2 separate regions of the Homo sapiens genome follow, and region 1 is linked to region 2. The links are chromatin loops, found by intact Hi-C in ENCODE. Cell type or tissue: MCF 10A. All regions are shown on one strand. Links, peaks and the distances in the headings refer to the core of each region. The heading gives the core; the rest is flanking DNA.

Evidence for each region. A loop is a pair of places that touch in the nucleus more often than their neighbours do. Peaks named below come from ENCODE experiments on the same cell type or tissue, not always from the same donor. Only the 100,000 strongest peaks of a DNase experiment are listed, where the experiment ranks them.
Region 1: it touches region 2 in a loop (3-fold over the local background); 2 of 110 quality-filtered maps call a loop at or near these places.

Annotation. Positions count from the first base shown.
Region 1 is chr2:150,907,466-150,915,617 of GRCh38, forward strand. No RefSeq gene overlaps it. Among named protein-coding and RNA genes, the nearest start is that of LINC02612, 280 kb to the left of the region's middle. In MCF 10A, for the core only: a CTCF peak has its summit at 4,680; DNase peaks (open chromatin) are centred at 4,386 and 4,686.
Region 2 is chr2:151,047,119-151,055,270 of GRCh38, forward strand. It overlaps LOC105373686 (a long non-coding RNA gene), which reads right to left and starts at 3,463. Exons shown (of 4, transcript XR_002959484.1): 1 at 3,390-3,463; 2 at 1,613-1,766; 3 at 561-631. In MCF 10A, for the core only: a CTCF peak has its summit at 4,671 (motif pointing left); DNase peaks (open chromatin) are centred at 2,813 and 4,683.

The DNA.
Region 1 (8,152 bases), core at 2,153-7,152, 140 kb before region 2:
CAGAGATCGTGCAGTCCACAAAACCTAAAATATTGACTATCTTATGCTTTACAGAAACAAATCTGCCAAGCCCTGGAGCAGGACCTGTGCTGCCTTATGCCTGAATTCAAGATAACCTGAACTTCAGTTTCCCTACCTTCACCAGAGCAGAACAAGCTAGCTGGGCAGATGTCCAGGTCACCGGCAAGCATGCAGTCTGCTCTTTGGAAACTTTTGGAGTCTCACCACTGTCATCACCTCTGCTGCTACACGTTGATAATCTGTTAATGTCTTGAGAGGCATGGTGAGAAGCTCCAAAGGCAAGTTACAGCTGCACTGGTCAAGTCACTCCATCCCCTGCTCCAATCCTGGGGAACCGGGAGTTGCCAAGTGACAGAAGCAGGTGAGGAAGAGTTAATTGGGTAAATAGCAAGGATAACAATCACTCCCTCTTCCCTTTGTTTCTAGCTTCTAACATTGAGAGATAGATCTTTTAATAAAATGAGACAAAAAAACTTTGTATTTAAACTGTGCTTTTATGTAGCACCTAAACGTGAGACTTGACTGTTAGAAGTGACCCAGAACACTTTTATTTCCAGGGGCTCTTGCCATAGCACAGTGATTTAAGAACAACAGAGTTAAAAGAATAAAGTTATTTTCCCACTTTGACTGTCACTCATGCAACTGGTTATTAGCAAGTTACCTGTAGCTTCCTTAGGTAGAAATTTGAACCACAACTCTACAGATTTGGGTTAGAGAATATTGGTGTTACTACAGCATTCTATATTTTTGCAGATTTGCAGCCCATCTCTACTATGATGCTGAACTGTCATGAATGACTTCTGTACATCAAGTGTGGAAAATAAAGACCACCCAGATGAGAAAAGCTAAGTCTGTTTATTCAGCGCATACTATAGCAACAGAGCCATCATCACTTGCATTTTGGCAGAGAATCAAAGAAGGCAAAGAAGTGGGAAAGTTTTATAGCAGAAAAGAGGAAAGCCTTCAGGTATGCCTTGATTGGAGCCTGTTGGCATGGGAAAGCTATAGGGTGGTTAACTAGAAGACATCCTACATGATTGGTTAGGAGAGCAAATTTGGCTTTCTCTAGTTAGTCTTAAATTAAAAGTGGGAACAAAAATTAGAGAAGCTCTCAGATATTAATCAAGTCCTGGCCATTTTGGACCGATTATTACAGAAGTTATTGTTCAGTTTCCTGGGTTGTTACTAGAGATAGTAATCTGATTTATAGCAGGCTAGCTTCCTGGGTTGCTTATTGTAGATAAGAGGGTTGGCATCCTGGTCAGGGTGCAGGTCAGAGTTCTATTTTTATATATGATCTGGCCATTGTTCACTTGTATATTCAGTCTCTCAAAAGCAAGATCTATATGAAAGCTTGTTTTTGTCTTGTTCTTCTTTGGGTTCCATAACATGGTTCTCAACATAGTGTAGGTGCTCAATACATTTGAATAAATGACTGAATGACTTCATGGTAGATGTTAGAAGTAGGAGCATCTGAGCTAATTTAATTGGATAAGCCAGATGTCACCACGCAGGGGAGAAAAACTGATGGAATTAGACATGAGAACAGGCTTTAGACATAGGGAGGTGTAACAAAATCTCTTGTCTTTGCTTCTTCAGTAATACCTATGACACCTCCAGTTTAGGTTCCACTCCCAGAAAAATCTTCCTGGTAAAATTTATCCCAAAGTTCAGCTTTGTTTTCTGGTCTTTGGGGCTCACACAGAAAATTGTGCAGTAAAATGAAACCTGACTGCTAGTTTCAAGACATGTATAGACATGAAACAGAGAAGTGTGAAGCATGGAGCACAACACAGTTTTGAAAAGACTAGATAGAGGGACAAAACCTTGAGCTGTAGAGTGACAGGAAGACAAAGGGACAGGGTGAAAGGTTATCTTTGGGGACAGTTTTGAAGGTGAATGCTACTCTACTCAACAGCCCTTCTATCTACAACCAAATCTCCACAGCACCTGGCCTCCATTTATATTTCCTAACTCATTTCTTTATTCCTGGGTAGGAAACCAGCAGGCAGCCAAACTGGCTACCAAAATATACTTTTTTTTTGTAGTTTTTATCTTCTTAACTTTCCCTCATGACATCTTTAGCTTGCCTGCCTTAAAGTTCCTCTTCTTCTCCTTTTCAGGTCATTTCCTATTCTACCTATCTTTCTTGACCCAGCCCAAAGCCAGTCTTTAAGATGCTTCTCTGACCAGCTAAACTGAAAATTGCATGCCCCTTCTCTCCACGCTGATGACACTCATGCCATTACCATTTACTTACTAGTAGGCACTTTCTGTTTGGCTTTGTTTTATTACCTTATCTTGTGTAAATGCCCATCTCTACCACTAGTCTCAAAGATGAAAGAGGTGCTGGCTTACAGTTCCTTGTACTGTCACAGTCTTTCTATCAGAGTTTTGCACATGGTAGGGAAATAGTAAGTGATGGCTTATTGTGGCAATTATTAAGGGTTACTGGCACTTGAGAGATGAGTTTTAACATTAAGGCTTAGCTTAAATTAGTAACATGCACATGGATTCCCCCAAATGAGCTCATGATGTTTATTTATTATATATCAAATGAATTGTTTCTATAAAACGATGTTTCTTTTCCTCCTTAGAATTGGCCATCAGGTTTCCTGTGTTTTTCCAAATTCGGCAATATTAGCTTTAACAACAATTATCATTTAGGAAACCATCTGCCAATATATGTTTTTATATACCTTTCCTCCATTGAGTCCAGTGAGCTTTGCCAAACTGTTTCCAAAAGTAGTCTGTTACTTTAATTCACTTTTAACCAGTATGATTATCATAACTTTAATTCCTTCTTCTTACAATTGCTCTACTAACATAAATAAAATTATATTCATTGTTCTCAAAATTCTTATTTATAAAATATGGTACAATCACTTTTCCTCCCCAAAGACTAGGATTTAACACCATTTTTCTGTTATTTTTCTTTAAAATGTGGTTCATGTTGTCACATTTATAAAATTGATTTATACAAAATTTAGTCAATTTTTACTAATTTCATCTGAACTATTCTCTATATATCTATTTATTTGTTTACATTTATTGAAACAAAACATAATCACATCTACCTAAAAATTTTATTTTTATTGTTGTTTCAAATTTCTTGATTGGTTGGTTTAATTGTCAAGTAAATGAACCAAGTATTTTGGCACATGGTATCTGTGTATGAAGACTCACAATGATAGTGTTTTAAAGCATAGGATGAAAATAAGTTAAGATTCCCTAAAGATTAGAATGGTTGATTGCTATAGAAAATTATTTGCTCATTTTGAGCTAAGGAATGAAAGAAAGGCTGTAAAGGAGGTGCTCACTCAGCCTTAACATCACTGAGCCCAACTGAACCATCATCACACCTGTGATTAGAAACCTTCATCATCAATCACCAATTATAGCAGATAAGAATATAGAAGTTAATGATGCCAGTCGTGACAATTGCTGAACACATTTAAATGAGGTGCAGCATCTGATTGAATTGCCAGATAACTTTAAGGATTTCAGTAAATTCCTCTTCTAGTATAAAAATAAAAGTGGAAGGAAAGCACCCCAAAACTATCATGACAGACATATTTGCAAATCAATACTTAAAATAGAGATTTATTGTAGAGAAAAAAGGAGTAAAGCTTTTTGGTTTTGTTTTTGCTTAACATACAAAAAAAAAAAAGTAAACCAAAGCTATAGAGGCAAATGAAAATAATGTGACTAAATTATGCAACTTGAAAAATGAAGCAAAGGACAGATACCCAGAAAATTTGCATGGAATACCAATTTCACTGTCCGAATGAAAAATTAGACTAGAATAACAATGAAAACAAATCCTAGTAGGTAAAACCACAGTGGATTTGTTTGTGTCAGGTCACATCTGCCGAGCCCAGAAAGCCTGCTGAGGACACTGGTTAATAGTAAACACCTTTTTGGAGCTGCCTGTCACAAGGACCACATCAGGGAATTCCCCTTAATAAAATCAGTAACTTTATTTAAAAAAAAAAAAAAACTAAAAACTAAAGTCATCAACTTATATTTAAATTTCAAAAAGAGAACTAGCTTTTTAAAAAAATTACAAACAAATGTATAAATCTAGATTTTGTATGCTATACTGGATCTGCTTAAGGTGCCACATGCCTGTATTTAGAATATGTCCCACAAATAAAAATAATATTCTATGAATGCAATAAAAAACAGAGATATTGGCTAGCTGTTTTGCTTAATCTGTAAAGTGAGATATGAAAAGCTGATATAAAAAGAATAACCATAGCATTAACAATACTGATGTCATGGCAGCTGGCATACCTACAATGTTTTAGGCCCTAAACTACATTTTCTACCGTCACTGTCACGTGGCGAGCCACATATTGTGCAATATGCTTTAGCAGGCATGTTGCTAGTAAACTGAAGAAGCACTTGCTTGATGGGAAAAAGAAAGGATGAAAGAAACGACCAGAGCAAACTTGAGGTCAAACACAAAATCAAAGTTTATGATTTGGCTCTCAGTTTTATTTCAATAACTGAGAAGGAACGAAAAAGAAGCAGTAAAGCAAAACAAAGTAGAATGCACTCATTTGGAGCCAGGAAAATGTTTTTGAAGGAATCTTTGGGGTGGAAGTGCTTAGTCACAATACTGGTTGCATAAGGAGTGCTACGCAAGAAAAATAACTCGATCTTGGGGGAAGAGCTCTCCCGTGTGGTGTGTCCCTCCTGTCACTGTGAGGACCACAGTCATGGTTGTGAAACCAGCCGGCAACTCAGGCTGCCCTGGTGCCACAGAGCTCCAAGTCCAAGAAGTAAGACCAGCAGCGTGTTAATCTTATTAATCCCAAAACTGGCTTTATTTCTGCACTGGAGAGGAAGGATAGGGGGTTTCTATTACTGACTAGGAATCTGAAACCCAACTTTGTGGTTCCCAAAAACCCAGTTCAGAAAACCTTATTTAAACATTTATTTAACTCACCTGCTTAACTCAGTCCCCATCCCCTCCCCTACCAGGAATCAAGTAACTCAGAATCGATGGATGCATTTTATGTCTTCCTCAATCATACAAGCCACAAATGGTTACCTAAGGGCTAATTTTGCACCGGCCCTTCCTATAACTCCCTAGTAGTGGAACATCGGCCCTGTACACGCAGGACAGGGGTCAGGAGAGCCAACAGTTGGAGGTTTAGACTTTGAGTACTAAAAAGCTCATTTTCAAACATTTCATCTGATTTCTCTTTCCTGATAGAAGTTTTCTGGGGGGATTTTTTTCCTCAGCTGTTATCTATTTCTAACAAAAACTTTAGAAAAATTTTCCTGTATAGATATTTCACCATGGGAAACATTTATTATAATAAGAATTTAAGTGTATATTTAGGAGTCCTTATGCAAGTGAGCAGCAACTAGTTTATTCAATTAATTGAACAGCTGAGAACTACAAATGGTTTTTTATGTTATACCAGTTAGAGTTTATTTTACTTATAAAAAACAAATGTGCAACTTAAACTATCTTTTACCGTAATGGCCTTTATTCATTCCCTTGTGTAATTGAAACATTCAGCATGTTCTGGGTTCCCTGCAAGAGTGGATTCAGCAACCCAGCAATGCCGCAGAGGCTCCTGGTCCCTCCATTTCTAGGCTTTGTCTTGCAAGGCAGCAGCCTCATCCTCTGTCTTGCTCTTGATCCAGGGTGGCTGCTGTCATTCTTCGTCAAGACGTCGAGACCTGTAGGGGCTCACTTTTCTTCCCGCAAACATAGAACCGAAGTCTTGTACTTCATGCAAGTGATCCAGTTCAGGTCAGATAACTACTCTAAACCAATCACTGTGGCCAAGGGGAAAGGACTTTGCTAGGTACCTTACCCTAGTCCAGGTCAGAACTGAATGATGCGCAGTGGTAGTCATTTCCAGGGGCAGCACTTGGTGATATTGACAGGTCTTGGCAAAATCTGATCATGAATCTGTTCTATTTGGTATTTGAAAAAAGGACTGACTTATCTTTTAGAAGTAGACTGAGTTGGCTTCAGATTCTTTAAATTGATCAGGATAAAGGCAGAAACAGGTGAAGGGAGAGATGTTGCTTCCCGAGGGAGACCCTGGACTTCCTATTAACAGGGTATGTGAGATGTCAAGTAATAATAAGAAAAAAACAGCTAAAATGGAAGATATGTAGCCCTAATGGTAATCTGGTTTTCTGCAGTAGGTCATAGAAGTTCCAACAGGCTACTGCTTGGACATGTAAGTTTTGTGAAATAGACAAGATTTATCCATTAAGTAATTGTCCTTATTGGTTGGTACACACCCTCTTCTGTCCCTGAAACTGGTGGAACCAAACTGTTGAGAAGCAGACAGGTCATGCTTCTCACAAAGCAGGAGCTGCCATCCCTAGCAACTATGGCTGGACCAGACTATGTCTGAGTTAAGGGTGACAGAAGACAAAAGCTTAGAGACATATTCAACTAAAGAAAGTATACAGGGAAAGGAATGGGGCCTGGTATTATGATCAGAAAAGAGATTGAGACAAAATAGAAAAGGAGATGGTGGGACATGAAAAGCTGCTGTATGGAAGTTGTCTTGGGCATCCTAGAGCAACATTCTACTGCTTCTGCTGCTGCCAGTCAGGATTAGTTGTTTGTTATGAGGACCTTGCTTCTACCACTCCGCACTGACCATACCAGTTCATGGAGCAGGAACTGGAAAGCATTCTGAACCTAGGAGGAAGGCAATGCTCAGTCTCCACTGCCATTTCTCATTGGCCTAGGCATGGGCCTTGGCTTTGAGGTGCTGAGTCTGGGGGAGCCGTTTCCTGGCCATGATGAAGCCAGGGGTCGGTATGTGTAGACAGTGCTAAGGAGGCCACCCAGTGCAGTTACCAGGCCAACATCCATCACGCAGCCTCTGACAGCAGGACCACCGGGCTGTGACATTGTATTTGTTTCCCAGGGCTGCTATAACAAAGGACCACAAACTAGGCGGTGGCTTAAAACAGCAGAAATGTATTGTCTCACAGTTCTGCAGGCTAGAAGTACAAAATCAGGATGTCAGCAGGGCTAGTCTCCCTCTGAAACCAGCAGGTGAACATCCTTCCTTGCCTCTCTCTGGCTTCTGGTGGTTTGCTGAGAATCTTTGGCATCCTTTGGCTGGTGGCTACATAACTCCAGTCTCTGCCTTCATCATCTGTCACATGGGGTTCTCTCTGTCTCTGTCTTCACATGACTTTCTTCTTACAAGGGCACCAGTCATAAGGGCTAGGGACCAACCTCACTCTAATATGACCTGAACTTAAATCATTACATGGGCAACAACCCTATTTCCAAATAAGGCCACATTCTGAGGTTCTGAGGTTAGGGCTTCAACATATCTTGTTTGGGGAGGACACAATCCAATCCATAACAGATACTAACTGAAATGAAGGAAGTTTAGCAAAATAAAAAAAAAAATAATGCCTATCACATGGAAGCAAAGATATATATTTGTTCTCTGAATCTGGAATGCTGCAAAAATTGTGTACCTGTATGATTTAAAGCTAGATCATTCCGATGTCATCAGGCTATCTCGGTTCAGTCAACGGCTCTGCAGAGAATCCCAAAGTCAAGGCTCACTGATGGCTCTTCAGAATACAGAGGGTAAAGCTCAAGAAATTATATTCTGATGCCAAGCATTTGGATCAAGTTTGGCTGGTCAAAGAAGAAGAAACAAGAGAATAGCAAAATCAAACAGAAAATCACTAGTCCTGAAGCTTTTCAAGTTCATTAACCGTACAATGGAAAAAAAACAGCAACAATATTTGCTATCTTAATAGCATCATTAGCTTTTTTAGAAAATGGGGGGAAAAAGTAAGGGGTAAACATGTCTAAGATTCCAGATCAAAATAAATTTTGTGTTTCTGTCTTTATAGGTATTTGCATATTTTTAAACAAAGTCTGTCTTTATTTATTTATTTATTTAAGAGACAGGGTCTATTACCCAGGCTGGAGTGCAGTAGTGTGATTGTAGCTCACTGCAGCCTCAACCTTCTGGGTTCAAGCAATCCTCCCACCTCAGCCTTCTCAGTAGCTGGGACTACAGGCACATGCCACCACACTCGGCTAATTTTTTGTATTTTTTGTAGAGACAGGGTTTTGCCATGTTGCTCACGGTGGTCTTGAACTTGTGGG
Region 2 (8,152 bases), core at 1,585-6,584:
ATCCCACCTGCTGCTCCACAGTGTGACCTTGCCACCTCCCCTCACCCCCCATTTAAGGGTGCAGTCTATTTTTCAACCCCTTCTTGAATTTAGGTGAACTCTGAGACTAATTACATGAGAAGTGACATCGTACCACTGTCAGAATCATCCTTAACTATTTTGACAACTTTTGCTTTGTGACTTTTGGAAGCCAGACATCATGTAAAAAGTATGATCACCCTGAGCAACAATTTTTTGGGAAATCCAAGCCACCTGGAGAGGCCCTAGAAGATGAGACCGCAAGAAAAAGAGGCCAACACTGCCAAGACACTGGATGTGTCAGTGTGGTAGACATCTTGGAGGTAGATCCTACTCATCTACCATCCCAGCTGATGCTGTGATTGGAGCTCATCACCCAACCAAACCCTCTCCACATTCCTGACCTACAAAATCAAAGATCGAGAGAAAACAGTTGTTTTAACGCACTAAATTGGGGATGGCTTATTATATAAGAATAGATAACTGAAACAAAACATTGAATAGTGCTTTAACCTATTTACCTTATGTATTTGTTTACTTACTTGTCTGTCTGAATGTAAGCTTCATCAGGCCACAGCCTTTTCTGTCTTCTTCTCCACTGTGTATGCAGTTCCTGGAATAAAGTAAGTGTTCAATAAATATCTGTTAAATTATTATTGAATGCATTTTTGTCACTGGAGAGTCTACAAGCAAGCAATAATGTACTGTGGTTGATACCAGTACATTGTGGTACTGTATATTATACCAGTTCTTCTTTTATTTTTATTGGAGGCATTCATCTTTGTGAGGAAATACATGTCATGAAAAGTCCAGAAAACATAGGGACGAATGTCATATTATCACACTGATTAACCCATTTATGCCAGAGGTTGCAAATTTTTTGTCTGAAAAATCAGACCTTGGTGATGACCTTTAGCAGCAGGATATAAATAACTCCACAAGCTTAGCGTTCCAATAATGGAACACTAGGCAAATGGATTAACTGCAATTTTCAAAAGCAGACCACGAGACACATTTCATCTAGGGCCACCAATATTTCATTTTTAGTATAACTCCTGAGCTCCCACCAGGGTCACAAAGTAAAGAAATCAATATTTTCTCCCTGATCAGAGCAATAGCTGATACAGGGCCATACAAAAGGAATGAACTTAAGATATTACTTGGAGAGGGAGTATGGCTTTCAAGGATAAGGAAGAATATGCTGTATCAGAAATGCCAGTAAGAGCTTGGGTTCACAGTTTTATACGTTTTCAAGGTCCTCAAAGTTCTTCACTAAGGATTTGATTATCCCTGCATAGTATTGAATATAATTTTCCTCACTGAAAGACTGATATCAAAGTCTATTCATCTCCTCCTTAATGCACAACAAAACCTTGAGAATTCCAGCAGTTTTATATCTGCTAACACATTAAGTGCTTATAAACTTGCAATTGGAGCCCTTCCTAGAAAGCATATTTATAAACCAAATATATGTTTTTGAAAACGATTTCTCTGCTTCTATAAGTAACATAATAGTAATAGACATATAGTTTCTCCACTTATTTTGTTTGTCCACAAAATAACTTAGAACATTAAGCAGCAAGGGTACCCTCACCTTACCAAAGAAGCTAAGTCTGTTTCCTCCAAAATGTCAGAAGTTCATTTTCCCTAGCTCAGGGTAGCGAGCAATTACAAACCTACGCTGTTCCATGCTCTGCACAGATGTCGTTGGTAGATGAATGCGCATGTCTTATATAGAGCCATTAGCCCTAGAAAAAAAGATAGATAATGGCAATGAGAATGTTAGTAAGCCTTTGTTTGCTCTTCCTTGTTTTATTTGAGGTTTTCTTCATGCTTTTCCCTTTTCTTACAGACCATTGTAAATGCATTTGCCATTTGGTGATTTTGTCAAGGATTTTTCAGATTTTCTTTATATAGATGCTATTCATCTAGTCTCATAAGTGTCTGTGAAACTGACATTCTCATATAAGATTTGGTCTCTAAAGTTGTACAGGATGACCACAAATAGAAATGGACATTAACATGTTAAAATTTCCTGCTTCAATATTTTATCTGTATTCATTAATTTATTTACCTCAAAGTCTCAGTTTCAAAACACACCATCCTTAATGCAGGGTGCAAACCATTATACATGTTAAATGAGTCAAATTGCACCCTCTGCCAATATCAGCATGATACCCATCCTCCCATTACACCCACCATCACTAACACTCACAGCCTAAACAATCACTCTTGGTTCCCCAGCTGGGGCTTGCAAAGAGAGATTCTTGCTGCTGGCTCTTGTATAAAATGAAACTATTAAGGAGTAAAGTACCTGAGATGCTTCTAATTGCAGAAAGATGGCTGGGTTGTTTGTAAGAGAGTCTGATGCTCATGTTGACCACAGTTTTAAAAAGTACAGTCACGTACCACGTAACAATTCCATCAGTGATGGATTGCATATAAAACAGTGGTTTCAGAAGATTATAACGGAGCATACATAGAAACCTGATATGTGGTACTTCATATTGGCATTTCAGGTCAAGTAGGGGAAATGATTGATATTCAATAATGGTGCTGGCATATTTGGTTTTCACATGAAAAATATATATACCATTTAGGTTGGTAAGTACACTCTATGAGGTTCACACAACAATGAAATTGCCTAACACTTTTCTCAGAAGATATCCCTGTCACTAAGCAACACAGAAGTGTACTCTTTTTCCCCCTTAAAGTAATATCATGACACGATGGTTACTGAATTAGTCTGCTCAGGCTATAGTAACAAAATGCCATGGACTGGATGACTCAAACAAAAGGAATTTGTTTCTCATAGGTCTGGAGGGGAGAAAGTCCAAGATCAATGTACTGGCTGATTCAGTGCCAGGTAAAGGCTCTCTTCCTGACCTGTAGACAGCCACTTTCTCATTGTGTCCTCACATGGCAGAGACAGACAGAGAACAAGCTTTCTGGTGTCTCTTTATAAGAACATGATCCTATCACTAAGGCCTAACCACATGACCTTGTCTAAACCTAGTTACCCCCAAAGGGTAACCCATCTCTAAATACCATCACATTGACAGTTTGGATGTCAACCTATGAATGGAGAGTAAGGGGAGACAATAACTTGGTCCATGCCAGTAATTAAGACCATGATGAAAATTCAGGAACAAAGCAAGGCTAAGAGACCATTAGAGGAAACAGTCACAATAGTGTTCTCATATTTTGTAATAGCTCCTGTGCCCAACTATATAAGATCTGTCTACAGACTTATTCTCCTTGAAAGCAAAATGTAATATCTATGTTTCTATAAAATAGGAGACCAGTTTTCAGCTTGTATCTGAAAGTTTAAAAAGTTCTACCAAAATGAGCAAAGTTTAATTCCCTCTTACCCTGCCACCAAGGGACCAAATAAGAGAGGCAGCCAACCAGGTAAACAGCGTACTCTGACTAAAGACGCAGAAAGCTACAAAGCTGTAGGAAAGAAAAAGAAGTCACGTCCAGGGCAACTTAACCAGCAACAGAGATTTCACAGAAGCCCTTACTCATAAGCAGAGACTCTTGACTTCAGAACACATCTGCATTTTAAACACAGAAGAGAAAAACATTAATACATTGTGGGAGACAAGAATATGCCACCCCAAAATATGAAGGATTGTTAAGTTGAATTAAGAACAAGCAGATGCAGTACAGCTCTCTGCCCTACCTCTATTTGCCAAAAAGCAGGAAGCAGATTTACAAAGATAAAAGGTATCCTGACCCCCTTCTCTACCAGGGAGAGAAAAAAATTAACCACTGAAGACAGCTTTGGACACATGTCAGCCTGGAGATGGGATGACAGGAATCTACATTAACAAGCTTTACTAACTCACCTTTATCTGCCTGCCCACCATTGGCTGCTGCTGGAGATTCAAAGTCCTGTCTTTTGTCTTGTCATTTCTCTAAAATGTCACTGTTCTTTGTTGATGATACATATAATCTGGAATTCAAAGCCACTTCTTTAAGACTATTCATCTCCTGGGTGTTTCCCATGTATTTATAAAATATATATGTTAATAAATTTTTGTTTGTTTTTCTCTTATTAATCTGCCTATTGCTACAGGGCTCCATTTCAACAAAGAACTTATGAAAGTTGAAGAAAATTTTTTTTTCCTAGAACCTCAGAGTAGGATCCATAGAACCTAAAAACTTAAGAAAATTAGACTGGTTTAGAACAGAAATTATTCCCTTAACTATACCTGATTACATATGTTTACCAACTTCTACTAATGGGGCATCAGAAATTAATATCACACTTCCAATTTTTATCGACATTTATGTAGTATAATAACATAATTTTCATTCCATAAAATGGCTTAATTCTCAGTCAATCCCTTGTATAATTTTCATAAAGTCATGAAGTTTTAAAACCCTCTAGATATTAAATACCCAAGCTGAGAAGGTTAAGCAAGTGATATGTTTTAGAACTTCTGTACTCACAAAGATTATTTGTATCTCCCAAGAACTTGGTACCTCTCATTTGCAATGCTGAAATTAGTTTATGAGTCATTGGTGCTAGCTTAGTTCACATAAATCTATACAAGAATGAAGATCATAGATTGCAAATTATTGTCTACTTCCCCTCAATGTACAAATCCAACTGAAACATTATCTACCCATCAGATGCAAAAAGAGACAGATGCCACCTAGTGTCTGATAGCCTCAAGTGCATCCCAATTCTACTCGAGTCTAGTTCCATTTTGGGATTATCCAGATATAGCTACGTCAAAAGTTACTGTAATATGTTGTATGCAAAGAACACTCAACACATTCTGGTGCTAGTTTTTCTATTAACTATATGTATCATGTTGGGCAAGACCCCCATGTGTCTTGAATTAGTTGCTTTCCATGACCTCTTAGAAGTAATAGACTCTGATTTCAGTTCTGACTAATGCAAAGCCACCTGTGGAAATCTAATCTTTTTACATTGAAATCTTGATGTAGAGCAGAACCAAATTCCAGAAAAGCAAACAACATTTTCCAGGGCTAACCTGTGATGTACATTGACTTCACTCTGTAAAGGAGATGTACATTGACTTCACTCTGTAAAGGAGCATGTTTTCTGTATAAACGCAGTACAAACATGAACTTGAGACACAAGTGCACATTACATCACTCCAAGCAATGATTTATCATCAGGTATAGCAAGGAAAAAACGAAATAAAGTCAAGGTGACCAAAACTCTTGGTTTTCAAAAGACCTCTAACAATTCACTATATAAAGTATGATAGCTGCTCAGACTTTGTCTTATAGTTTAAAATACTTAAGAAAAATGTTCTTCAGTTTTATGTATTAACAGGTTCTGTAAAATTTCTTTTTAACTAGATCACATAACAAAATCTTTCCCAAAAGAAAAATGAATGGAAAATACAGCAAAATATGGCAACTGCTAAATCTTGTTTCTTACCCCTTTAATTCTTTGTATCATGTTCTATTCTCAAATGAGTTTAGTAATCTAGAAGGTAGTCAGGCCTGTGTCCAGTGGTTTATAAAGACAGATGACAGTGTCATACACAGGAAATCTGTCCATGTTCTAAGAGATCTGCAATTGATCTGGCCTGCTTGGTGAAGGTATTTCTAATCTACTACTTAGTCTATAAAATTCAGGTGAATAGTATATGGGACTCTGACCTTCAGAAGTACGAACACAGATTCATTCCATGTGTACTAACTCTATAAAATGTGACAAATCATTTCCATTAACAATGTGGAAAGTCTGTCCACAAACCCATAGAGGACACTTGGTGTTTTGTGCATCTTTTTTCCCTTACAGTGCTTTTCAGTCTGGAAGTCATTCCTACTAACTTGAAAAATCTCAAGACAAGTCCTTCAGCCTGACCACAAGCCAAGCTTATCTTGATGTAGGTTGAGCTTCTCTGCCTGCCAGTTTCATCCCACATGTCAATTACAAAAAGCTGCTTATTATGTTTTTTCCATCCTTATCTGTCTAATGTGGAGGACAATCTCTTCAGGCAACCAAAGCAGATTCTGTCATCTCTGAAGGCTTAAGAGCTGCTAAGCAGTTACCTCTCCTTGTCTCCTGGCTCTGAATTTTCCTGGTGTCAATCATCAGCTCTTCTCCAAGAGCATGCTTCAGATCCAGCTCTTCCATGTCATTCCACCCTTAATCCCATCTAGGATCAATTATGTCTCTAAAAATGAGAGATGAAAACATCTCTTTGAACTGGTTTAGATACCAAATGGACTTGATGGCAGAGGGGCCATTGTTCCTGATAGGGCACCTTTCTTCAATTTTCTGTGACTCTCCCTGAAGGCCAGTGTCTGTGAACTCCAACAGACTTGTGAGTTCTTTGTTGAGTGCCAACTGTACACTGTACTCTATACAATAAATCTCTGTGTTTCCTAAAAGCCAATTATTAGATCACTCTTCAGTGATCTAAAGCTGAGTAATCTTTAGTTTTTCCTTCAAGTTAAATAGCCCAAGTATTTTACATTCGTTTTCCCCTGCCTGTTCTATTTTCCTCTAGTTCCCTTTAGGTCTTCTTATATCTTGTCAATGAACAGTGCACGTCCTGCAAACAAATACACTGGGGCACAAACTGAAAATAAGATTAATTTGTCACTTCCAAATATTTTGTTTCTGCATAGCAACAGCATCATCCTTACTTCATGAGCCACAGCAGAAATGTGCCAACACCTGGTAAGTTTTTTATTTCTTTCATGTGGTGCTTAGTCATTGCCCTTTCTATCTTTGTATTTGGGCTTTTGGTCCCACTACATATTGGAAATGTCACTCTTATTTTCTTGGCTTCCTTGACAATATATACAAGGAGTGGGTGGCCTCTTACCTGACCTGGGATATTATAAAGGACATAGGGTGGCATCGGTAACCCTTTCAGATGTTCTCATTTATGATTACATGACTTGAATAATCTATAAGATGATTTTGTTGGAAAGACTTAGGGGGTGATACTGTAATTCTTACATGTAGAGCACTTTGAAGGGCTTTCACGTATATAACCCATTTCATTCTCACAGCCTTACTTTGATGTAGGCTGAGCAAGGCAACATATTATTGTCCACTTTTTACAAATGCAAAAACTGAGGCTTAGAGCAATCGATGACGTGCCTATTGTCACATTACTAGTAGAAATGCCAGTCAAAATAAAAATCCAGGTTTTCTGATTGTCTATCCAAGAGTAACTTTTCTACTCCGGGGTTTTCATTCTTCCGTAAGAGCTGTAAGGACTTCTGAGAGCCACTCAGGGACCTGCCACAAAGAAGGAGGCCGCATGGCCAGGGCTTTATGCCCCAGCCCCTGCTTCAATCAGGGCAGGTTGACATGTATCTATTTTATCAATTGGGTTTCTGTTTAATCTTTACTGTATAAGATTTCTGCTTAAAAACATACGCATTGTTTGACTACTCAGCACCATGCTAAAAAGAACATCAAGGGAGTAGAAGCCATGAAGGACGGGTGGGTCCAAAGAAGAATAAATAAGCTAAGACACGAGTGAATTGAGGATCACCAAATATATAGTCAGCTCCAGGTGGCATCTCTGTCTAACAGCAGATCTGCACATGGGTAGAGGTTAACCCCTCAGAGCATAGTAAAAGGGCAGCAGACATTGTTTTTACTCTTAATAAACACGAAATCTGTAGAGAAAATGGAACGGCTCTAAAGAAAAATACACAGACACATACAACTCAATTACATTAACACCTGCATAACAATAATAGTTCAGCAATCCCTAGCGTTGACTGCCGCAGCCAACAAAAAACCTCATGCCCCTTGCTCACTCTGCCCTCGTTCTCCCTTGCTGAGCCCTTATTCATGTCCAAGGCCCAAACTTCTCATAAATCCTTATCTTTTCTTAGAAAAAAAGGAAGAAAACACCCTGAAAAACAAAGCCTCAAGGAAGTAAGTGCATGCTGCCTCTCCTAAGGGATGTAGCATTTTAAAAAGAGGACTCTACCAAGGGAAAGGCTAAGGTTGAATGGAAAAATATGAATTGTTAATGGTCCAGTCAAACTTTCATGAAGGACGTAATTCATTGATTCATTTATTTTTATTTTTTTAGAGACAGAGTATTGTTCTGTTGCCCAGGCTGGAGTGCAATGGCACCATCATACCTCACTACAGACTCAAACTCCT